Linked DNA regions of Homo sapiens: region 2 is linked to region 1. Evidence: chromatin loops called from intact Hi-C (ENCODE). Cell type or tissue: CD14-positive monocyte. All regions are shown on one strand. Each heading gives the region's core, and the rest is flanking DNA. Links, peaks and the distances in the headings are about the cores only. Region 1 overlaps CDYL2 (chromodomain Y like 2). Region 2 overlaps ARLNC1 (androgen receptor regulated long noncoding RNA 1).

Region 1 (12,476 bases), core at 2,527-10,526:
GCCCAGGCTGGAGTGCAGTGGCATGATCTTGGCTCACTGCAACCTCCGCATCCTGGGTTCAAGTGATTCTCCTGCCTCAGCTTCCCAAGTAGCTAGAATTACAGGCACCCACCACCACACCCAGCTAATTTTTGTATTTCTAGTAGAGACAGGGTTTCACCATGTTGCCCAGACTGGTCTCGAATTCCTGAGCTCAGGCAATCCACCACCTTGGCCTCCCAAAGTGCTGGGATTAGAGGTGTGAGCCACTATGCCCCGCCTAAATGTTTAAAGCATTCAGCAGTGTAAAGCATGAATTCAAAATACAAAACTAACCTGATTAAAAGGAACTTTTTCTACAAATCAAATCATGTCTCCTGCATTAAAACCCTCCAAGGCCATGCTAACTCCAAAAGCTCTATTATGCCAGGATCCTGGTATGTGGCAAAATATTCTGTAGGGTATCAAAGTATAAAGTGATTTCCTTTAAAATTCATTTTTATCACCTTTTCTTGCAACTCCCCTGCTCAAAAGTTCACATGCCTCCATCGTCTGGCCTCATCCTGTTTTCTGGCCTTAACTCCCACTCTTGCCCCATAAACACCTTAACTTCCAGGACTGTCTGAGGTTCTCCGAAACTGAGTTTTCCACCCTCTGAGCCATTACTTCCTCTGTTCCCTTGGCCAGGAATGTCATTTCCGTCCACCTTCACACATCTAATCCTCCGGGGCCACTTGAAATGCTTCTCTTCCAGACAGCTGTCTCTTCCTCCCCAAGCGCCGGGAACAGCCCATCCCCAGGGCTCCGGTGTCCTGGGCCTTCCTGAGTTCGCATGCTCAGCTTTGCAGCAGGTCACTGGGGACCAGCTGATCCCTTAATCAGCTTAATAAGCTTTGAGTTCTTTGGAAGACACGGCTGGTCATCTCTACAGCCTTCGTCCCCACCACATAGTGAGGGGAAAGCAAATGCCTCTTTAAGTGAACTGTAGGGGAGAAAATGATCTCAAAACGCTAAAAATTTTTTAAAGTTTTCCAAATACAATGTAGCTCTCTTCTGGCCTCCCAGATAGCCCTGTCCCTCAAGAAGCAGAAAAGGAGAATTTAGGAATCTAGGTCTCAAGCCAGGACAACTAGATCTGAATCCTGGAACAGCCACCTACTGACTAATAGACTGTAGGCAAGCTATTTCACCTGCATATACCTCAGTTTCCATATCCGTGAAATGGGAAGGGTAATGACCCTCCCTGCTAGGATTAACTGAGGAACTGCCAGTGCTAGCAAGAGGGTTTGGCTTAGCAAGGGCTCAGTAAATGCTGGCTATTTTGACATGGTATGGAGATTGTCAATGTATTTGTCATTTCCCCATTTGTTTGTTTTCTTCCCTAAACTCTGTCTTGCCTTACTCATCATACCCCCAGAACGAGGCATGCTGAGACCTGCTTCTAGGTATACAATACTAGCTCACAGCAGTCATTTAATAAATATTTCATGAAGAAATCATAAATGGCATTTATTAATGATGCTTGAAATAGATGTTACATATTTTCTACAAATCTTCTTAATTAAAATATAGTTCTCACTGTCTAGAACACTCTCCCCTCTCCTCTTTGCCTGATCAAGCTCCATGCATCCTTCAGGTGGAAGCTGCGTCTATAATCTCCTTGCTTCGGTGGTATCCACGTTCATGTAGGGCACTGCCGTACCTGCTCACAGTTCACTGGAATATTTGGCTCTTTCCTCAGTTCTTCCCACAGGAATATGAGTTGGGCTGTATCCTCAGCACTCAATGCCATGCCTGGCACACACGAGGGCTCAACAGATCTTGTGACCAGTTGTTTCTCATTCACTGCCACCAAGTATTAGGTTGGTGAAAAAGTAATTGAGGTTTTTGCCATTAAAAAAAAAAAAAAAAAAAAATAGCAAAAACCGCAATTACTTTTGCACCAACCTAATAATATGAGGAGTTACTGGTGGAAGCCAGGCCAGAGATGGAGATGTCTTGCTAAACCTCCAGGAACTCAGGACAGACCCTCTTTCTGCAAGGGTGGTGAAGTGGGAGGGAATCGGGAAAGGAGATGAAGATGGGAGAAGCTTCCAGAGGTCCACAGTGGAACAGAAGAAGAAAGAACAAACTCGGAGGCAGAACCTCCTACTCAGTGGCACTGTCACCAAGATGGCAGGTGAAAAACTCAAGACTCTAACTTCCATGGAAAAGTCACAAAAGTAACAGAGTCCACTGTCCTGCAACCCATTCTTTGTGATGTGGCAACAGGCACCCAGGGGCTGTCCCTCTTGATTTCGCCTTGCTGGCTTATGCAACAGAATAAAACCTAATATCCTAGGATCAATGAAAAAACGACAGGGCAGGCTGAGGGTGGGGTAGAAAAGCACATTCTTGAGCAAAGCAGGAAGCTCCACCTGAAGCGGAGTCTGACAAAGGAGAAGAGAAATGAAGACTCATGAGGCGCCAGGACCCACTGCTTCATCCTTTCTGGCAGGCTTGCTATTCCCGGACTACAGAGGTGAAAAGTGAGGCTCAAAAGCTGGTAAGACCTGCCTGGAGATGCTAAGAGGCAATGTTTGTATTTGAACACACGGAGCCTCTTTCTACCTGCCTGCTCTTATCAGTTTCTTCGCCTCTATGCTACCTGCAAAATGAGAGCAATTTTAAAGGTGAAATCTTACAATACTTCCTGTAACTGGGACGTCTATTAAGAAGTCCACCAATTTCATGTCCTATGTTACCATCAAGGCAGGTCATAAATTACATGATTTGGGCATTCGCTCTCTCATAGCAAAGAACTGCGCAAAATACAGAGGCTGCAGCCCAAATGAGATGCACCCTGCTGAAAAGAACTCACAATGCCCTTCATGGGGGAGGGAGCCTGGCGCTTTATTAAGAGTCTACTGTGGCTTCGTGAATATAAAGGGAAGAGGAACACAGCAAGCAGGGCCATCGTGGCAGATGGCGACAACAATCACCAGATGAGCCAATGGGAAGGGAATCCTGTCGTTGCTGTGAAGAGCCCTGACAAAATACGGGCTTTCCAGGACATGTTACCATGAGCAGAGGCTGTGAAGCCAACACCCAGGACAACTCAAGGAGAGAAGGAAAGACTGGGCCAGGGGATGGGCAGCTTTGACAGATGTCAGAAGGGTTTGCAGTGGGTGGACCTGGCCTCAGGACCCCCATCTTAAAGCAGAACCGGCTCCTTAAGTCCTCTCTTTCATCTATTCATTCACTCACTCATTCATTTCTTAAGCACCTGCTAAGTGCCCAGCATTGTTAGGTGTTGGTGATACAGCTGTGAACAAAAATGGAGACCATCCCTCCCCTGTGGAGCTTCTGATCGAGTGAAAGAGGCAGAGATTACCCGAATAATCAGTGTGACCACTACAAACCGAGGTCAGTGCTGTCAACCAAGAAACACCATTCCATGTGTGCAAATAAAAACGGAAACTGAGCTATGCTGGCAGTCAGCAAAGGTTTCCATGGGGGAATTGCTGCTTGAGCCAGACCTGCAGGATGAGCAGAGGTTACTACTCACGTGAGGGCTCACAGCGGGAGGCATTCAGACAGAGGGAGTCACACATGCAGAACACAGACAGATGGGGTGGGCTTCCATCTATCTGGTTCTTAAGACAAGCCTGACTACCCGAGGAATTCCCTGGAGCTCAGCCTCCCGTGCAGGCTGCTCTAGAATTGGCTGGACTGCTGTATTCTTTGTGATGTGTCAACAGGCACCCAGAGGCTGTCCCTCAGCTCTATGCCCTTGTACATGCTGTCATCACCTCCTGACATCCCTGCCTTTTTCCTCAGTCATTTCGGCTCATTTTATCAGATTCCACTTATGCATCACCTCCTCCAAGAAGCCCTCAGTAATTCCTTCCCCTAAGCTGGCTTCGGTGCCCTTACCTATGGCCCCACAATATCTTCTGCATGTCTCCATCACAGCATGAGGTATTGCAGTTATTTGTCTAAACAGTTCCTGGTATATGGCAGTCATTTTATGAGTACTGGTTAGCATACATAGGAAAGGATTCATATATGTGTACTGTATGTAAAGTGATTTTAAAAACAAGTGGGGAAATATAAAGACCCAGTTGGAAAAAGGGGGAAAAAATTGAAATAACGGCTAATATTTATCAAATGTCTACCACAAGCCAGCGAATATGTTAAGGGCTTCCTATAAACGAATTCATTTATTCTTTACCCCCAACCCGTGAGGTATGAATATCTGCATCTTATAAATTAAGAATCTGGCCCACAGAGGCTGGGTCATTTGTTCCAGGCAACATGGCTGAATGCCCCTGACTCGCCACCACTGTTTCCACAGCAGGATGGCACCCGGGCAATGCCCAGGGAGAGACACAAGTGGAAGGAACATGAGAAGATGCTCACCCACATTTAGAAACTAAAATTAAAACAACAGGGCCTGGAAAAGCATTACAAAGACTGGCCCTAGCCAGGTTTGGCAGGAGCAGGTCCCTTTGTAGGCAGCCCAGATGGCCATCACAGAGGAACAGTTAAGTCCCTGCACACCGTAAATCCCAAGCAGCCAAAAACAGGGAGGCCGTTCCACACGTCCTGACTCAGAAAGAGTTCCAAGACAGGCTTTAAGTCAAAAAAGAAATTGCAGGACAAGGTGTTCTCACCACCTTCAATCTTTACTCGGATGTCAACTTGGTGAGGCCTTGGCTAACAGATAAATAATGGATAAATGAATAGACAGACAGATGACAGACAGATATATACATATCTATACCTACATACATGGAGAGAGAAAGAAATGGGATAATTCCTGTTCATCACTCAACAAACAAATATTTAAGTAAATATGTAATATAATCACATATATAATATATGGTATGTAATAAAGTACATAGATTTAATATATATAAATACATATACATATATATAAACTTAGAGAATAGTCCCAAAAGATCCATAAGGAAACATTAACAGAAGTCACCTCTAAATAGGATTTGGGAAGGGAGAATATGGAGACTTTAATTTCTAAAATGCTTATATTTTCCCCAGCATTTCGGGAGGCCAAAGCAGGAAATTCACTTGAGGTCAGGAGTTTGAGACCAGCCTGGCCAACATGGCAAAACCCTGTCTCTACTAAAAATACAAAAATTAGCCAGGCACGGGGGTGGGCACCTGTAATCTCAGCTACTCAGGAGGCTGAGGCAGGACAACCACTTGAACCCATGAAGCAGAGGCTGCAGTGAGCCGAGATCACCCCACTGCACTCCAACCTGGGCGACAGAGTCAGACACCATCTCAAATAATAATAATAATTTAAAAATAAAATTAAAATTAAATGCTTATATTTTCCATACTGTTTGAATTTTTTACAACTCACCTATTTGTAACTTTAGAAAACAAAAAGAGAAGAGAGGAGAAGAGAGGAGAGGAAAAAGTAAAGAAAAAAAGAAGAACATTTTAGGGACCTAGATATACCACACTGACAAATTTGTCTCCTCTTTCTTGAAACCACTCTAAAATGGCAGTAAAAGATTTTTTTTTAAGTATTAACACAAGCAAAAGTAAAGGAGAAGAGTCAATAGTGGGTGCCACATTTCTGCACACTGGAAGGTAATGGGAAGACGACAGGCCAAGGTGACCGGCCTGGCCGAGCAGAGGAAGCATCCAGCAAAGTGCCAAGAAGGGGAAGCAGATACGACGATATATTGACCCCCAAGGCCCCACAGCCCAGGACTCAGAGGCCCCACGGACCATGGAAAGTGGCTCTGCCCTCACTGTAAGACTCAGGACAATGGTCCTCAGAACCAAGTCGGAAGTGGCCCTTTAGATGTCCCCCCTCCACCTCACTGCCGTCTTGTGGGGACAAGGAGCCGCGTCAAGCAGATGGTGGGAGATGGTGGCACAGATCTGGGGCAGCAGGGAACAGACAGGTGTAAGCGTGGAGCCATGAAAGCCAATCAGAGGTCAGTACCTGGATCTCCCTCAGCCGGGGGATGCCAGAATTGGGAGCTAGGACATCGAGAGAGGCCAAGCAGGAGGGTCGGTGGGCAAGACAGCTAACTCTTATCCTCTGGCTGGCTTTGTGGCCTCAGGCAGGTGCCCCCACTGAAAGCAGAGCCTGTGTTCTCCCTCCCTGCATGGTCGCTGCAAAAGCTCCCTGAGCACCTGTCGGAACTTGGACAAGGAGCCTCCAAAAATGAGCTGAGTATTTCTGCACACATGGGCTGTGGTGACACATGGCTCAGCCATGAGGAGAGTGAGTGCACACCATGAGGGTCTTGACTGCAGAGCGGCCACGACCCTGCCCAGCCAGACACATGCTCTGAGGAGCTGACTCGGTCCTGTGAGGCCACCTAATCTCACCCGTCTCCATGCAGGAATCCCTCTGCCTAAGTCTGCCTAAGTCCACCCAAACAACCCAAGACATGGGGCACAACAACCTCATCAAGTAGCTCATGCCACTGGTGGGCAGATTTATTAAACTGGTGTATTCAGAAATATGCTTTAAGTCCTCTCATTTCCTGTCTTCTTTTCCCTCAACAAAAGCACATGACAAACCCTCACATGAAACAAATAAAACAGGAGTGATATGGTTTGCCTGTGTCCCCACCCAAATCTCATCTTGAATTGTAGTTTTTATAATCCCCACGTGTGGTGGGAGGGACCCAGTGGGAGTTGACTGGATCACGGGGGGCGGTTACCCTCATGCTGTTCTTGTGATACTGAAGTGAGTTCTCATGAGATCTGATGGTTTTATAAGGGGCTTTCCCCCGGTTGCTCAGCACTTCTCCTTGCTGCCACCACATGAAGGATGTGTTTGCTTCCCCTTCCGCCATGATTGTAAGTTTCCTGAGGCCTCCACAGCCCTGGGGAACCGTGAGTCAATTAAACCTCTTTCCTTTATAAACTACCCAGTCTCGGGTGTGTCTTCATTAGCAACTTGAGAATGGACTAATACAAGCAGCTACTGTGGCTGACATGGAGAAGGGAGCGCTGGAGTCCACCCATCTGGCTTCTCACCAGGAGGCCCTCAGAGAACCCCGGGGCTCCGTGGACGGCAACGTCTTAATGACACGAGGTGCGCAAACCTATTTCCAGGCTCATTTTGCCCCAGGGTCTCGATTTTCTTTCTGGGACAGGATGAAAGAAAGAGAAGCCATGTTGCAACATAAAAAGTGTGAATCGAGGCCTCGAGGCTGGCGCTCCCAGGAACACCACACCACAGTCGGGTTGCACACGAGGAAGATAAAAGGGGCTCTATACACAGCATAGTCAGGTTGCGCACGAGGAAGATAAAAGGGGCTCTATACACAGGGGCTTGCCTCACCAGCTGTTCTTCCACCACCTGGAATAACATGAATATCTAAAGAAGGCTGCCTCAGGATTTTGTCTCCTGGGTTCTCCTCTTCTAACCAGTCTAGGGTTGTGACTTTCCTCTATGGCATCCCTGACCCCAGTGGAGGCTTCTCTCTCCTGCCGCAGCCCCTACCAAATCTCTTTTCTTTGATGTTTCTCTGGAGTCACCCACACCCTGGGCTCCTTATTAATAGCTCTCCAGGGAGCAGACAGGTGGGTATAGGTAGTAGAGGTGTCTGGGGCAGCCCTTAATGGAGAATGTCTATCAGCCGAGCTGCCCAGTGGGTTTAAAGAGGGTGGTACAGAGTTACGGACAAGCCAGAGGAAGGCCAGAGTGGCTGACATAGGGGCCAGAACCAGATTTTGGTATTTCTGCCAGTTCATCAAAAATTTAGGACCAGTCCTTCCATGGATGACCTGCATTAGAGTGGCTGCCACAAGTACAACAGGGGGTTCCCTGCCACCCAGGCCCCTCCTGCACCTGGCCCCAGCCTGTCTTTCAGCTGTCGCCCAAGTCTTTCCCTAAGCACACCAGCCCCTGCCCCAAACGCATCTTCTCACCAACCAGCAAACATGCTCTGGGCTCTCCTCCTTTGCCATACCATACCTCTTCCCTGTGTATCTGAATTCTCCCCAATCTCAAAAGACAGGAGTGAACCAGCCACAAAGAGGAAGTTACAAAGAGTACTTGAGCATGCAGAGAAAAAGCTCAGCTTCAGTGGAGACTAAAGAAATGCAAATAAACGATACCGAGGCTCCTCTTGTTCCCCTTAAACACACACGTCTGGCAAGGCAATGACAAAACTAGAAAATTATGCCTCACTGGTTATTATTCTTTTTTGGATGGAGTTAGAAGGATATGGTAAAATTAGCAGTATAATCCTGCCTCTGGGAATCTAGTCTAGAAAAATAGTCCAGAAAAAAATGAAAGAAAACCAAAGATGTTTAGACCTAACCTAAATGTCCAACAACAAGAGACTGGCTACATAAATCAAATATTGCACAGGTTGGGTATACCTTATCCAAAATGTGTGGGATCACAAGTGTTTTGGATTTCTGATTTTTTCTGATTTTGGAATATTTGTATTATACTTACCAGTTAAGCACCCCTAATCTGATAATTGAATGCTCCAATGAGCATTTCCTTTAAGCATCATTTTGATGCTCAGAAAGTTCTGGATTTTGGAGCATTTCAGATTTTGGACTTGGGGACATTCAACCTGTATATCCTTCTGAAAACATATAAATGGCACTACTAAAATTCCAATATGAAGAGTTGCCCAATATGGAAATAGACGGAAACAGACATACGCTATATTGAGCAGAAAAATCAAAATACAAGTGTTTTCATACAAAATGTTACACACACACACACACACACACACACACACACACAGAGAGAGAGAGAGAGATGAGTAGAACAGGCTTTCCCTTTGTGTGTGATTAAGATCTAATGATACAGTCAGATATCACAGGATAAGGTGATGTAAGAAAGCCATTTTAAAATGCCCAGGAAAAGAAAGAAAGGAAAGAAAGAAGGAAAGGAAAGAAGGAAAGAAGCAAAGCAAAGGAAAAGGAAAAGGAAAGGAAAGGAAAGGAAAGGAAAGGAAAGGAAAGGAAAGGAAAGGAAAGGAAAGGAAAGGAAAGGAAAGGAAAAGAAAGGAAAGGAAAGGAAGAAAGAGGACCACAATTCTGGCTCTACCTTGTTACCATCTGGAGGCTGCAGGCCAGCTGCCTAACTAACTTTGTAAAGCCTCCATTTCTTTATGTGCAAACCAGGGATAAAAAGACAACCTACTTCATAGAATTGTCAGGATTAACAGAGCTGCTAAATGTAACATCCTTAGCCCACCAACACCTGACTCATAGCAAGGGCTTAATAAATATCTGTTGTTGGTGCAATTGCTGTTATTGTCATTATTAACAGCAGCTCATTGGGCACTAGGAAGGCTCACGCTGGCTTGTACAAAACACTGTCATGCAGTAACTGTCGTATAGAAATGCATCCTAGGATTAGATAAGTGTTTTGTGTCTTGTAGGAGGAGCTGCTTGCTCCCATCTCTAAAATCAACAAGGGAGGCCGGGCGTGGTGGCTCATGCCTGTAATCCCAGCACTTTGGGAGGCCGAGGTGGGTGGATCACTTGAGGTCAGGAGTTCAAGACCAGCCTGGCCAACATGGTGAAACCCCATTTCTACTAAAAGTACAAAAAAATTAGCCGGGCATGGTGGCATGCACCTGTAATCCCACCTACTCAGGAGGCAGAGGCAGGAGAATCGTTTGGACCCGGGAGGCGGAGGTTGCAGTGAGCCAAGATCATGCCATTGCACTCCAGCCTGGGCGACAGAGCAAGACTCTGTCTCAAAAATAAATAAATAAATAATTTTAAAAAAATCAACAAGTGAATTTAAGTCAACTTCAACACTTTCCAGTTATATCAAAGTCCACACCAAGTAGATTATTTCATTTAAACAAAATAATTATTTCGCTTAAATGAAATAATCTACTTGATGTGGCTTTTGCTATTTCTTCTAGCATTGAAATAAGCTTTGACAATTAAGGTAGTTTCCTTCACAATGCACAGATGTGCAAGTGCACTTAAATGAAATAATTTTAATAATCTAGACGACAAAATTAACATTTCCTTGTTACCAGCAGGTTTCTTGCCCATTCAAGAATACAAACCCATATGCATACCCTTTCTTCCCCTCAAACTCTCCTAAATGCCTGTGGTGGGATGAATAGCAAATCCTTAAAGATCTCATATCCTAATCCCTGGGACCTATGAATGTGGTACCTGACATGGCAAAAAGGACTTTGTGAATGGGATTAAGTTAAGGATTTGGAGATGGGAGATTATCCTGTATTATCTTGGTTGGTTCAGTGTAATCACATAAGTCCTTGTAAGAGGGAGGCAGGGGGCTTGGAGTCAAGAGAAGGAGATGTGAGGATGGATGCAAAGGTTATAGAGATGAGGGACCACGAGCCGAGGAGAACGTGCAGCCTCTGGAAGCTGGAAAAGGCAAGGAAATGGATTCTCCCACAGGGCCTCCAGAAGGAGCACAGCCCTGCCAATGCATTTTAGATTTCTGACTCCAGAACTATAAGGGAAGAAGGTGGTGTTGCTTTAAGCCACCAAGTTGGGAGGAATTTGTTACAGCAGCCATAGGGAACTAATACAGCGTCCCTTGGTTCACTAAGAGTACCTCGATTTCCCACATGGGAGCCTGGGTTCACGAGTGGGCACTGTGGTTCCATTCCAGCTCCACCTTCTGTGACACTTGGACTAACTCAAGCAATGCACGTGTCTTCTTTAAGCATTAATTTTCCAGTGTAGAAATGGGGGCTGTCGAGGAAATTCAATGCACAGCTTCTTGGAGAGCATTTAGAAGGCTCCCTTGCACATGGCAAGCAGTAGGGAAACGGTAGCTGTTATTTTTCATCCTACTTGCTAGCTTCTTTTTCTTCTCCTTTTTTTTAAAACAAAAACAGCTTTACTGAGATTTATTTTACATACTATAAAATTCACCCATATAAAGTGCACAATTCAGTGATTTTTAGTGTGACTTGCAGAGTTGTGCAACTGTCCCCATAATCTAATTCCAGAACATTTTCATTGCTCAAAATGAAATGCCGTACCCATTAGCAGTCATTCCCCACTCCCTCCTCCCCTTAGCCCCTGGCAACGGCTAATCTACTTTCTGTCTCTACAGATTCACCTATTCTGGACATTTGACATAAGTGGAATCATATCATATGTGGTTTTGAGGTTCATCCACGTTGCCGCATATGTCCACTATTCATTGCTCTTTATGACTGAATAACATCCGTCGTCTGGGAAGACGACATTTTGTTTATCCATTCATCAGTTGGTGAAGATCTTTGTCCTTTTTTTGCCATTTCTTCTAGCATTGAAATAAACTTTGACAATTGAGGGAGTCCCCTTTACAATGCATAGATGTGCAGGTGTGTGTGTATATATGATGTGTGCATGAGTGTGTGATGTGTACATCTGTGATGTGAATATGTGCATGTGTATGTACATGCATACATGTGTGTGTGTTTTAATCTAAGGCCCTAAGGAAAATCACCAGGACCAGAGGTTCCACCTCCCTGGAATGCCAAGTCAGCATCTCTGATACTACTGAAGATGCCTCAAAGGCAGGCCCAGGGGTGTTGGCCAGAACAATGCCCTTGGCATCTGGGAAAGGTCTGTTGGCTTCAACCTGAATCCCTGAAGTACCTTTCTTCATTTACAAAACTGGTCACAGACCCCCAACAGCTTCAGCATCCCCAGACCCGGCACCACACCCTAATTCCTTCTCTCAGTGCTGTGTCTTACCCTTGCTGAGCCTCAGCTTCCCCATCTATAAACAAGGTTGATCCCAGGTAACCTTGTTATGTTGCTATGTTGTTAAACTGCTCCATCAGAGAACCACTGAGGAAATTAAATCACATTTAGTAGATCAAATACAAAGAGCTAGGCGTTACCTGCAGTAAGACCTCAAGAAATGTTAGCTACTATTGCTACCATCACCACCACCACCACCGCTGCCACCATTATCATCATCATTCATGAAGACTGGCTGCTTTGTGTGAGGAGTCAGGGTGGAGGAAGGCCCTGGGATCCACCTCAATGGGGAGAGTGGCTTTTCACCGACATTAGGAGGTGAAGTTTTATTATTGTTTTGGAACCCTCAACAGGGAGAGCGGCTTTTCACCGACATTAGGAGGTGAAGTTTTATTATTGTTTTGGAACCCTCAATAAGGAGAGCGGCTTTTCACCGACATTAGGAGGTGAAGTTTTATTATTGTTTTGGAGCCCTCTACAGACACTGTACCCGCTTACTGCTTGCTCCTGGGGAGGATCGCTTCCACTCCCCCACTATACCCTTTTTGGAAGTCCCCTGATGGATAGCCATGAGCAAACAGTGCCTAAGACTTTCCTAAGGACATTGAGGGAGGAAAACGACAGCTGAGCAGGTAGGAAAAGCAATTAGTTGGTTTCTAAACCTTGACAGTGGTCAAGACTCCATCATCCTCTTCTGGGCACCAAAATCAAATCCAGAATTCAGGAGCCAAGCGGGGAGAATCGATTCTCCCCTTGGATCTGCCATAGGTCAAGTTGCTCCTGGTTAAAGAGTCGGATTT
Region 2 (12,476 bases), core at 2,159-10,158, 160 kb after region 1:
AGTAGCATTGAGGAAACCCACTGCCCAGATCCGGATTTCTAATACTGTTCTCCAGTAAAAAGAACCAGAGTGTTTTTGCTTTAGAGGAATGGCTGATTCCAGGACTAGGATGGGAAATATCCAAGATGAGCCTGGAACATCTTATGATTCCAGAAAATAAGGAAGTGCTCAAAAATAAATAAACCCACAGCGATGGGGGCATGTCAAAGGAGCCAACTGAAAATGCTGCCAGTGGCCGAAGCTGGGACAATTTGAGTCAAAATAAATGAAGTAGTATTGGATTAAATTCAAAGTATAAAATAAATATTTATGATTCAATAGTGAAATAACTAAATAAGAAAATGGTTGAGAATAGACCATTTTCCTGTGCAGGAGAATTCCAAGTAATGTATATAGATGCTCCCGCCTCAAGGAGATTGAGCATAAATTCCCACTCCTTAAGAATGGGATGCACATAGTGACTTCCTTCCAACGAGTACAGTATGGAAAGGGTGAGGGGGTAAGCAGTGATAACCTTACTTTAGAGAAACCTGACAAACACTACCTTAGCCAGGTGATCAACACCAACAGCAACAGTGACAAATCATGTGAACAGCATGTACCCTTGTTATGACATGATAAAAATGATATTTCTCTCAAAAACCCATAATCCCAGTCAAATCATGAGGAAAACATCAGACAAATCTCAGCCAAAGGGCATTCTGCAAAATATACAACCAGTACTCCTCGGAACTGTCAAGGGTATCAAAAACAAGGGAAGTCGGAGAAACTGTCACAACTAAGAGGAATATAAGGAGACATGTCAATCAAATGTAATGTGGGATCCTGGATGGGATCCTGGGACAGAAAAAAGAATATTGATAAAAATTAAGGTAATCTGAAGAAAATACAGACTTTAGTTAATGATAATGTATCAATGTTGGTCACCAATTATGACAAATGTGCCCTATTAATGTATTGTATTAATAATAGGGAAAACTGAGCAATATATGGATCTCTCTCTATTACCTTTGCAAATGTTCTGTAAATCAAAAAATATTCTAAGAAATAACATTGTTTTTAAACCAAGGTTCTTAAACAACAACAAAAAAACAATAAAAGCATTTTCATAAATTGACTCTTCAGAATAGGTGGAAGACCATTAAAGGCCAAGTTATCTCTGGAAAAAAGTTTATTTTATTGATCTAAATTAACAGTATAGCTAAAAATACATATTAAGAAGAAGAATATTTTTCTCTTAAGAGTGAATTATTACACTTTTCTGAATGTATAATTATCTACAAAGCTGTAATTTCAATATTCTTTAGCACAAGGTAAGTGGGAAAATAAGGAATTTAATCTGAGAAAAGACACACCTACTAAATAATAAGAAAGTCAGGAACAGCCTACCTCTAAAGATAAGCTACTCCAAAATCTAGAAGAAAAATTTCAAAACCTAGCTGAGATTCTCAAAAAAGAACAAAAAATAATAAGCTTTTCTAATACTAGAGAGTCATAAGATTGAGATGAATAGGCAACAGAAAGATTTTTTTTTTAATGTGAATGACAGAAAAGATTTCAAGGAAACTTTAAATGCTGTAGTAAAATTAAAATCAACATTGTAAGGCTGGGCGTGGTGGTTTACACCTGTAATCCCAGCACTTTGGGAGGCCAAGACAGGCAGATTGCTTGAGGCCAGAAATTCAAGACCAGCCTGGCAAACATGGTGAAACCCCGTCTCTACTAAAAACAAAAAAACTAGCCAGGCATGGTGGTGCATACCTGTAACCCCAGCTACTCAGGAGGCTGAGGCAGAAGAATCACTTTAATCTGGGAGACAGAGGTTGCAGTGAGCTGAAATTGTGCCACTGCACTCTGGCTTGGGAGACAGAGTGAGACCCTGTCTCAAAAAAAAAAAAACAAAAAAACCAACATTGTAGACAATTGACAGTACATGACGTGGACAGTAAACTTCAGAATACTCCCTTTCCCCTTGCCCCTCAGAATTTAGCATAAAAAGACAAAGATTTTAAGATGAAGAAGGAAGGTATGATAATTATGGAAAATGGAGATTAGAGAACAAAGATAAGATAAAAATTATGACTAAAGAGAAAAAATACAACAAAAGCAAAATCTGAAGATATCATAAAGAAAGTGGTGAGCTAAAGTTTTAACAGTTTAAACCTGTAACCATTTTATACAAAGAAAGTAGTCATTTACATGTATAGACAACACAATAACATTCTCATATTAACAAGAACTCAGAAAATATACTTTTCATGTGCCCTTCTTGAAAAAGAACCTGCCTGATTGTATGATCTAATCAAAATTTAAATCTTAGGAATGGGTCGGCAATAAATACTGAAACTGGTAAAAATACTTCAGTCATTTTAAATCTAGTTTTCTGTTTGTTTGTTAGCATGAGACAGTCTCACTCTGTCATCTAGGCTGGAGTGCAGTGGCACGATCTCAGCTCACTGCAATCTCCACCTTCCAGGTTCAAGCAATTCTCCTGCCTCAGCCTCCCGAGTAGCAGGGATTACAGGTGCCCGCCACTGTGCCTGGCCTAAGTCTAGTTTTAAAATGGAAAGGGGAAAGTAACGATGTAATAATAATTTGGTACCAAGATCTGTGAAGAAGGAGGAAGTGAATTATACTAAATACTTTCTCTCACATAGAAGACAGAGCATTGGGAGCCCAAACATAACTGCTTTGCTCCTGATCTTAGAAACAAATTTAAAACACCAAAGATAATTCATTACTAGAACTTACGTGCTATATTAGCCTCTAAAACACCGACAAATATAACAGTTAAGTCATTATACTCTACACAGCTTAAGGTAGAAAATAAAGGAGACAGCAAGAAGTTAACAAAAAACATGAGTTAAGATAGCAGGGGCAATATCTATCATAAGGACCAAGGTGAATGGGATAAATGCCCAGAGAGAGGCAAAGATTCTTAAATTAGGCCCCCAAATTATGATGGGTCAGAAACAACATGTTTTTCACAAAATACAAATACAAAAGTGATTATAACATGTTTAAAAAACAAGAAATGTAAGAGACATGGTACAAATGTAAAATGAATATTAGATTAAAAAAAATCTAGACAAAAACACTAAATGGAACAAAGGGGGACATTTTACAAGAATAAGAGTCATAATTCAAAATAAGGATACGACGCACTATTCAGCAAATACTTATCAATGCTCACAGCTTTTCAAAAAAAATCATGTAAAACATCTAATGCTAACTGCTACTAAAAGTTAAAGTAAGATAAATAACTTTTTTGGGTTGTTCTATTCCTCAGAATATTCCATTTAAATACATTTTTTAATGTTAGCAATACAAAGAAAAACTGACAAAAACTGTAATTTGGAAAAACTCAAACATACCATTTCTGTTTTAGGCAGGTCAATTAGACTATATATATATATATATATATATATATATATATATATATATAATCTAGAATATTAAAAGTTTGAAAGTTTAATTTTAAAAACAAAAACTACAAAGAATTTTGGGCTGGGTGCAGTGGTCATGCCTACAATCCCAACATTTTGGGAGGCCAAGGTGGGAGGATCACTTGAGGCCAACAGTTTGAGACCAGCCTGGGCAACATAGTGGCGAATCCTATTGTAAACTGCACATTTGAGGGATCTAGGTTGCGTGCTCCTTATGAGAATCTAATGCCTGATGATCTGTCACTGTCTCCCAACACCAGCAAATGGGACTGTCTAGTTGCAGGAAAACAACCTCAGGGTTCCCACTGATTCTATATTATGGCGAGTTGTATAATTACTTCATTATATATTACAATGTAATAACAGAAATAAAGTACACAATAAATGTAATGCTCTTGAATCATCCCAACACCATCCCTTCCTCCCACCCGTCCATGAAAAAACTGTCTTCCATGAAACTGGTCCCTGGTGCCAAAAAGGTTGTGGACCACTGACACAGAACACATAATAAAGTGCAATAATACTATAAATAAATTACAGGCATTGCCTGAGGATAATAGATTCTGAGAATAATCCTTTCAAAGCAAATCCCCTTATAAGGAAGTTCAAAATTTTATAATGTGAAAAAAAAGTTGGAGTGGAACTTTACCTTGAAAATTCAAACAAAAAATTATCACAGGGAGTCTATTTTATTGCATATATAATAAAATTAAAGAACAAACATTTTATTTATTTATTTATTTTTTGAGACCAAGTCTCACTCTTGTCACCTAGGCTGGAGCGCAGTGGCGTGACCTCGGCTCACTGCAACCTCCGCCTCTTGGGTTCAAGCCAATTCTCCTGCCTCAGCCTCCTGAGTAGCTGGGATTACAGGTGCTTACCACCAAGCCTGGCTAACTTTTGTGTGTGTGTGTGTGTGTGTGTTTTTAGTAGAGATGGGGTTTCACCATATTGGCCAGGCTGGTCTTAAACTCTTGACCTCAAGTAATCTGCCCACCTCGGCCTCCCAAAGTGCTGGGAAAAATTAAACATTGATTTTTGGCATATTTGTTCTGACAAAATTTAGGAGCTCAGGATACAGCCATCCTTCGTATTTGAATAATCAAGAGTAATTTTTCTTAAGAAATATCAAAGCCTTTATCAGTTTCCCAAAGGTCCTTTTAATGATTTTCTATTTAGATATTTCTTCTCTGAAGCTACCATGTCATCATCTTTGTAGATTTTTCTCTTTTAGCTGCATTCTGCCAGATCCTAATTTATCAAAGAAATTTGAGTGATTCCAGCAGTTCTCCAACATCACTTTCATCAACTTCATAAAATTCTACAGGATCTCTTTTTAATCAAATCTAATGTGTCTGCTATGTTTTGTCAGAAAAATATGCATAAATCAACTAGCGGTTACTAGACAAAGAAATATGACCAGATTAACAGGTATAAGCCCTGGTCTTACTGGTCAAGAAACATTGAAGATAAGAGCAATTTTATAAGTAATTAATTCATCAGTAAACCTTTCATGTTACAACAACTTTGCTACCTTATACAACTTCATAACTATAGGGAGTTAGATATTAAAGACCTCCCTTCATGGAATATAAAACAAATTCTGTCCTACGTAATTATGTATAAGAAGATAACAAAATTGCAATGACCTTATTTAGACATTAATTACAGTGAAAACAGATTATATCAAAACCAATGGAATACAGTCAAGGTGTTAATCAGTGAGTTATTTACGGAGTTAAATGCTTTCATTATTAAATAATATGGAAAATAAACTAAGCACTTAACTTTTTAAAAAGCTGGAAAAGGATATGAAATTTAAAAATCAGGAATTAACAAATATAAATCAAAAAACAAATCCAATCTCTAATTTTTTGAAAAGACTAATGCATTCCAAGTCTACACAAGAGAAAGGAAGACAGGGAAAGAGAAAAAGAGGGAGGACGAAAAGGAGGAAGAAAGGGAGGAAGAGAAGGAGGAAGGAAGGAGGGAGGGAAGAGAGAAGCAAGGCAATCACATAATGTTAGGAATGGTAAAAGGTCTAAAGAAATCAGGTTCTGGAAGGTTTTCAGTCCATTTGTTCTTAAATCTAAAGTAACATAAAGTGACTGTATCGCCATCTGTTGGTAGCAGATGGAGTTGACACCTTTGCTCTGCCTTTGTTCGTACCTTAAAACCCTTGTAAAGTGAAATTTCAATATTGTTTTTAATTTACAACTTCTGAAATATTTTAAATGGTACAAGATACTTTAGAGGCTATGTCAATCAATTTTTAAATTATGACTAACGGGAAAATTTTGCTGGAAATTATAAATAGCTAAAACTGACTCAAGAGTTCATTTAACTAATTGCTTCAATATCATTTATTAATAATTTGACTCAAAAACTCAAAAATCCAAATGGCCATGTAAGAAGTAAAAAGAAAACAAGTTCTCCCCAACATGGTTTAGGATCAATTGAATACTTTTAAGAAAGCAATTAATTCCTATATCTTCCAAACTCTTCGAAAATGTTATTTTAAAAAGAAGATTCTCTAATTTAATAAAATCAGTATAACTCTGATACCACAGAAAAAGCTGACAAAAATATCCCTAAAGGAAATGTGAAGACAAATTAAAATTTAAATATAGATACAAAAAGTCATCCAAATAATTATAGCAAGTTAATACAACTGCATATTCAAAGAATATCACTGTCGAGTCAGCATTATTTTTAGACATGCAAGGATAGTTCAATATTATAAAATCATCAGTATAATTTAATAATAGAAACAAGCAAAAAATCCTGTGAAGAGCTTTAAGGACAAAAAAAAAGCCTTTGATAAATTCAACTGTATTCTTGGTTGAACAATCCTACTGCACTAGGGTTAGAGGAAAAGTTCATAAATATCAGTAAGATTCCCCCTCCTTCTAAAATCTTTCTTACTCTTGTAAAAAAAATTATGAATGAAATAACCAGTTACAACTACTTATAAAATATCACAGGGGAAACTAATTTTGCAAAAGTATCAAAAACTTATTTTTTCTTGAAAAAAATAAATCTGAAGCTTAAGACACGCTTCTAAAAATCTACAAAACTCTAAGAAAAATAAAAAATAGACATGGACAAATAAAGTGGCATACTATATTCATGGATGAAACGACAATATTGCAAACAAATCAGTTCTTTTCCGAATTAATCCACTTATATAGTGCAATTCCAACCTATATCTCAATAGGGCTTCTTTTTTTGGAATGAATACAGGTTTTCAAAAATTCAACTAGAATAGTAAATAGAGAATACCCAAGACTATTTATTTATTTAGAGACAGAGTCTCACTTTGTCACCCAGGCTGGAGTGCAAGTGGCACGATCTCAGCTCAATGCAACCTACACCTCTCAGGCTCAAGTGATTCCCGTGCCTCAGCCGGGCAACAACATGCCCAGCTAATTTTTAGTAGAGACGGGGTTTCACCATGTTGTCCAGGCTGGTCTCAAACTCCTGACCTCAAGTGATTCACCCGCCTTGGCCTCCCAAAGTACTGGGATTACAGGCATGAGCCACCGTGCCCGGCCCCAAGACTCTTTTTAAATGAAGGGAAATAAAGTGGGCCTTACCCTATCTGCCTTAAAAAGCACTAACTGTCCTGGTGCTCAGTGAAACCCAACACAAAGTTTAGGAACAGGAAGAAGGACCTATTAGAATGTGATATGGGATAAAAGTGGTATCACAGAGTAGTGTAAAAAATCAGGTTATTAACAAATAGTATTGAAGCAATTAGCTAAGTATTTGGGAAAATATAAAGTTAGGCCCTACTCTAAAAATAAGGTAGATTGTACTTAGTTCTGAATTATGAGCTGCCTTTTCAATGAGATTACAATTCCATGCCTCATTGACATCAGGCTTAGCCATGTGACTTAATTTGGCCAATGAAATGTGAACAGAAGTGACAAATACCCCAGTATAGTAGAAGTTCTATATGCCATTGCACGCTCCCACTGTTGCTCTTTGTCTCTCTTCCAGGAGCTCAGAGTAGAGGCTTCCTCTTCGGTCTAGGTCACAGAATGAGGCACAACTGGAATAGCACCAAAGGTAACCTACAGCTAACATGTAAAGTGAGTGAGAAGTAAATCGTTATTATTATAAGCCCCTGAAATTTGGGGATCACTTGTTACCATGCACAACCTAAAAAAAGTGTTGAGTGATATAAAAATAGAAATTAGATAAAGTGTCAAAATGAAACTATGAAGTCTCTAGAAGAAAACACTGATGAATATTTATAAAATCTCATATCTAGTTAAAAATAACATGAAAGAGCAACACTTAAATGAAACAGTTTAAAGATCTGGCTACATAAAAGGTTAAAATTTTCATTCTACAAATACTCAGTCAACCACAAACCAAACCAAAAAATTTATTTGCAGCATATGTGCTGCTGGATTCATATGTAAAAAATTCTTACAAGTGAAAAAAAAGATGAATGTCCTAAGGTGCTAAGGACATTAATAAAGACAAGTTTCAGAAAATATAAAAATAGCCACAAAAAACGTTAAAATGTGTTTAATTTGGCTAACCACCAAAGAAATTGAAATAAATATTGAGACTGCTGTTTTAACTATCTTATTAACAGAGATATAAAGTATGATCATACCCAATTTTGGCTAAGGGATAGAAAAGAGGAAGGAAGCACCCTCCTACACTGTCCTTGAGGTATAAATTGATATAAAATGTTTCAAAAAGCAACTGGGTAAAACATCGAAAGACTTAAAAAGTGGCTCAGGAAGGCTACTCCTGGAATTTATCCTTAAACATAATTGGATAAGTGGGCAAAAAGTATTATACATCTTGGTGCCATTTATAAGGAAAAATCCAGAGAAGTCTTAAATGCTTCACTAAATTATTATACATTTACAGCTGTTAAGGATGATTATGTAAATGTGTATTTATTTGTAAGAAAAGGCATGCATGTTTTTCAAGATGGGAAAACAGTTGACCAATATTTTGTTGTATACCATTATTTTTTCTAAGAATATATAGTATATATAACATGTCATGAGCTACATAATGACATTTCAGCCAACAGCAGACTGCATGTATTATGGTAGTCCCATAAGATTACTATGGAGCGTATATAGAAACCTGATATGTGGTACTTGATATTGGCACCGCAGATCAAGTAGGGGAAATGATTGATATTCAGTAATGGTGCTGAAACAGTTGTTTTTCCATGTGAAGAAATGTTGATAAATAAAACTCTACATATGCTATCTAGGTTTGCATAAATACTGTACACTGATAATTGCACATTGATGAAATCATCTAATGACACATTTCTCAGAACATATCCCTGTTGTTAAGCGCTTCATGACTGTATATATATCTAATGTGTATTTTAGTTGTGTGTGCGTATTTTTATACATATATAATTTTTGATATTTAACATCTGTAGGAATAACTAGTCTTTGGCATTAATAATTTTTCGTTTTGTTCATATGCATTTTTGACAACTTCAGTATCATATTATTTATGTACTATGGCAATAATAAAATTTTAAGAGAGTATTCTAAAAGGCTGTGTTGTTTATCCCTACTAGGATCACAGATCCTGGAAAACATAGTGAAAGCTATTGGTTGGCTGGCCATGAAAGTGCACACGTGCAACTACACTGAATTTCATATAAATTTCCAGGAACTCCTCATTCCTCCCAAATATGATCCATGGACATCTAGATGAAGGACGCTTGGCACAGAAGCAGTACACACTTGATGTTTGTCTACTCTGGATGTCATTAACCTTGGGTCCACTAAGTCCTAGTATCTATAATAAACAAAACCTGGGATTATTTAACTTAGTGTTTTAGTAAGCTGACAAAACACATTCTGGGAATGAATGAACGACTCCAAGGTCAGTAATGAGAATGCATCCTTTATTCTCCATTATTAGCAACATCTCTGACCTTGTCTCCTGCAGGCACACTCCGGCCCACGTGCTTCTCCTGGCTCCCAAACCACTGCACTGACCTGCCTTTATGAACACTGTGTTCATAAAGTTGATGTTCACTGAAACTTCCTTAATTCCCTGAGTGTGCTGCCCCTTGTAGTTGCCACCTATGAGATAGGTAGGTACTATCATTATTTCCATTTTACAGATGAGGGAAGTGGGGGTTAGACAGGGTAACAAATTTTCCCAACATCACACAGCTAGCAGTATATACTGGAAAATACATACAGTGTTTCGGAGCTGATGGCCTGTCCTTCCACAGGAATGATGCAGTCCTTATCCAGGAAAGCCAAGAGAAAGGAAGAGATGCATTCTGCCCTGGTCTTCTCTGTCTTCTTCCCACTTTTGAGGCTCCATTTGTCCCATGCTGGGATCTCTGCTTCTTTATCCAGAGATTTGCAGATTTTATGTAACACTGAATTGTCTCCAAATACTTCAAGCTCACTTTAAAAACATCTTTATGGAGACTTCGCTTCCTTTCTGCAAATTTCTAGTTGCCTGTTTTACATGTCAGGAATGGCTGAGTGATGCTCTGGCTCTCTCACCTGAATTTTGTCTTGCATCTCTGTTCACTTTGCCTGTTTCATTGTCTTGCCATCTCATTCTTTCTAATGGAGAAGTAAAGGAGGGACTCTGTTCCTCCCCGTACCAGGAGGGTATTGATGTTTGAGGTCCAAACTGAAAACCCATCACCTCCTTCCCACTGCTATAGCAGCGTTAGCCCTGGGGTTCATTATCTAGCCAGTTCACACCTTCTAAAGTGGGGCTCTGAAAATGTCTTACTTCCCTCACAGACAAAGCAATTCTCAAGCCTCCTGAGATCACCCACCAACCAGAGCAACTGCTGTCACTTGGAGGTGCAGCTGAATTCTTCTAATTGTGACACAAACTCTTGAAACTGTAAATGCTGAAAGATTAAATGAGGTTATAACACTCAGAAGGTTTTACAAGTAAAAGTAAGTCAAATCAATAGGTCTTTATTTCATATCTGTAATGGTTTAGCTCTGCGGGAAGTGTTAGCAGCTATATGAATTAGGAAGAATTTAGAAGACAATCCCTAAACACATGAAATGTCCAAGTAAGAAGATAACATATTTATCCAAATATTTAAAGTGAAATGCTCCAGATATGGGAAGCTTACAGTTTTCAAGCAAAGCTTTTTAGAAAAAATTATGGAACTATTTTAAAGAGAGCTAAACATTTCTTTGCCTTAGGCAGAATATACAGAACACAGATTCACCTTTTCTGTACATCTCTAGATGATCACGAATGTCAAATATCACACTACACTGTGATATGGGGATTCCCCTTGGGGGTTTTCATGTGTATAGGGTGCCTGCAGCTACACTAAACATCTTAAAGCTACCACAATGTTCACTTCATATTTTTGCTTTTTATAGGCTTTCTTGGTCTCCTCCTATGTTCCCATCATTTTCTTGCTTTGAATCTGTAAGAATCGAGTTGAATCTTCTCCATTTTAAATTTTCCATAGGCTGAGAAACTGTTTAGCCAAGTTTGGATAAAATTGTATCCAAAGTAAGAGTATACAAGCTATGGGCAAGTCCAAAATCAAGCTGTTCACAGGACCATGTTCTCTCTAAAGGTTCTAGGAGAGAATCCCTCATTTCCTTCCAGCTTCTGGGTGGCTGCTGGCATTCCTGGGCCGGTGGCTGCATCCCTCCAATCTCTGCCTCCATCTTCACATGACCTTCTTCCTTGTGTTTCTATGGGTTCTTTCCTGTTTTTTATGAAGACATTTTCATTGGATTTAGATCCCATCCTAATCCAGTATGATCTCATCTTCAGTTTTACCTAACTTATATCCGCAAAGGCACTATTTCCAGATGAAATTACGTGCTGAAGTTCTAGATGGATATAACCTTGGGGGCCATGAAGAACTCTTCCACTTACTGCAGAGATCCATCACCCTAAATAGTTAAGAACAAGAGAAATGTAGAATAAAATCTCAAGCTCCCAGGATGACGTTCCGGGGTCTTCCTATTCCACCCTCAACCCTTATTTTTGACCTCCTGTCCTGCAGCCACACTCCGGCCCACACGCTGTTCCTGGCTCCCAAACCGCTGCACTGGGCTGCCTCAACACTGTCTTTATAAAGTTGTCATTCACTGAAACTTCCTTCATTCCTTGAGTGTGCTGCCCCACGTAGTTGCCACATATGAGACAGGTACCATCATTACTTCCATTTTACACATGAGGGAGGTGAGGGTTACAGAACATAAAGAATTTCCCAATATCACACAGCTAGCAATAAGTGGAACTTGAGTTCAAAAACAGATTTGGCTGGGTTCAGAGCTTGTGCTCTTGACTATGAAGAATAACCTTAGCATGTTCCTATAACAGAAAAGACAGTGGAGTTCCCGAAGCAAGACAAAAAGTGGTAGGAGACAGAAAGCTAAGAAGACCAGCACCTGATTAGGTGGGGCCTCATATGCATGGAAAGGTGAAAAGGAATTCTGAGTGTGGTGGGAATCCACCAAGGACAATGAGGATGATGAGAGCTTAGAAAGGGCTATTACATTTGCTTGTTGTAAAGAGAAGTTTCACTTAGTCATTCATTCATTCAATTATTCACTTATTACATGAATATTTCTTGAGAACCTAGTGTGTGCAGGGTACAGTTGTACATGGGAAGGATACGATGGTGAGCATATCGGATGCAATCCTGGTCATTCTTGAGCTTATATTCTAGTAGAGGGAGAAAGATAATAAGCAAGTGATACAGTTTGGGTATTTGTCCTTGCAAATCTCACGTTGAAATCTGATCCTCAGTATTGGAGGTGAGGCCTAGTGGAGGTTTTTGGACCATGGGGGCAGATCATGCATGAATGTCTTGGTGCCATACCTATGAGTGAGTTCTTACTCTATTAGTTCAGGCAAGATCTGGGTACTAAGAAAAAGCCTAGCACCTCCTCCTCTCTGTTCTTTCCTGTCGCCATGTGATGCAGCTCTCCTTCGCCTTCCGCCATAACTGGAAGCTCCCTGAGGCCCTCACCAGAAGCAAATGCTGGCCATGCTTCACGTACAGCCTGC

What was found. A loop is a pair of places that touch in the nucleus more often than their neighbours do. Peaks named below come from ENCODE experiments on the same cell type or tissue, not always from the same donor. Only the 100,000 strongest peaks of a DNase experiment are listed, where the experiment ranks them.
Region 2: it touches region 1 in a loop (2.5-fold over the local background); 3 of 110 quality-filtered maps call a loop at or near these places.

Annotation. Positions count from the first base shown.
Region 1 is chr16:80,663,632-80,676,107 of GRCh38, forward strand. The region is part of intron 2 of CDYL2 (chromodomain Y like 2); the gene reads right to left. Among named protein-coding and RNA genes, the nearest start is that of LINC01227, 97 kb to the left of the region's middle. RefSeq lists enhancers at 2,784-3,744, 7,686-7,735. In CD14-positive monocyte, for the core only: no CTCF peak of the experiment used is centred there; a DNase peak (open chromatin) is centred at 6,770; H3K27ac peaks cover 315 bases.
Region 2 is chr16:80,819,405-80,831,880 of GRCh38, forward strand. It overlaps ARLNC1 (androgen receptor regulated long noncoding RNA 1), which reads right to left. Exons shown (of 3, transcript NR_131948.1): 3 at 9,331-11,353. Among named protein-coding and RNA genes, the nearest start is that of CDYL2, 21 kb to the left of the region's middle. In CD14-positive monocyte, for the core only: CTCF peaks have their summits at 5,566 (motif pointing left) and 5,770; a DNase peak (open chromatin) is centred at 5,577.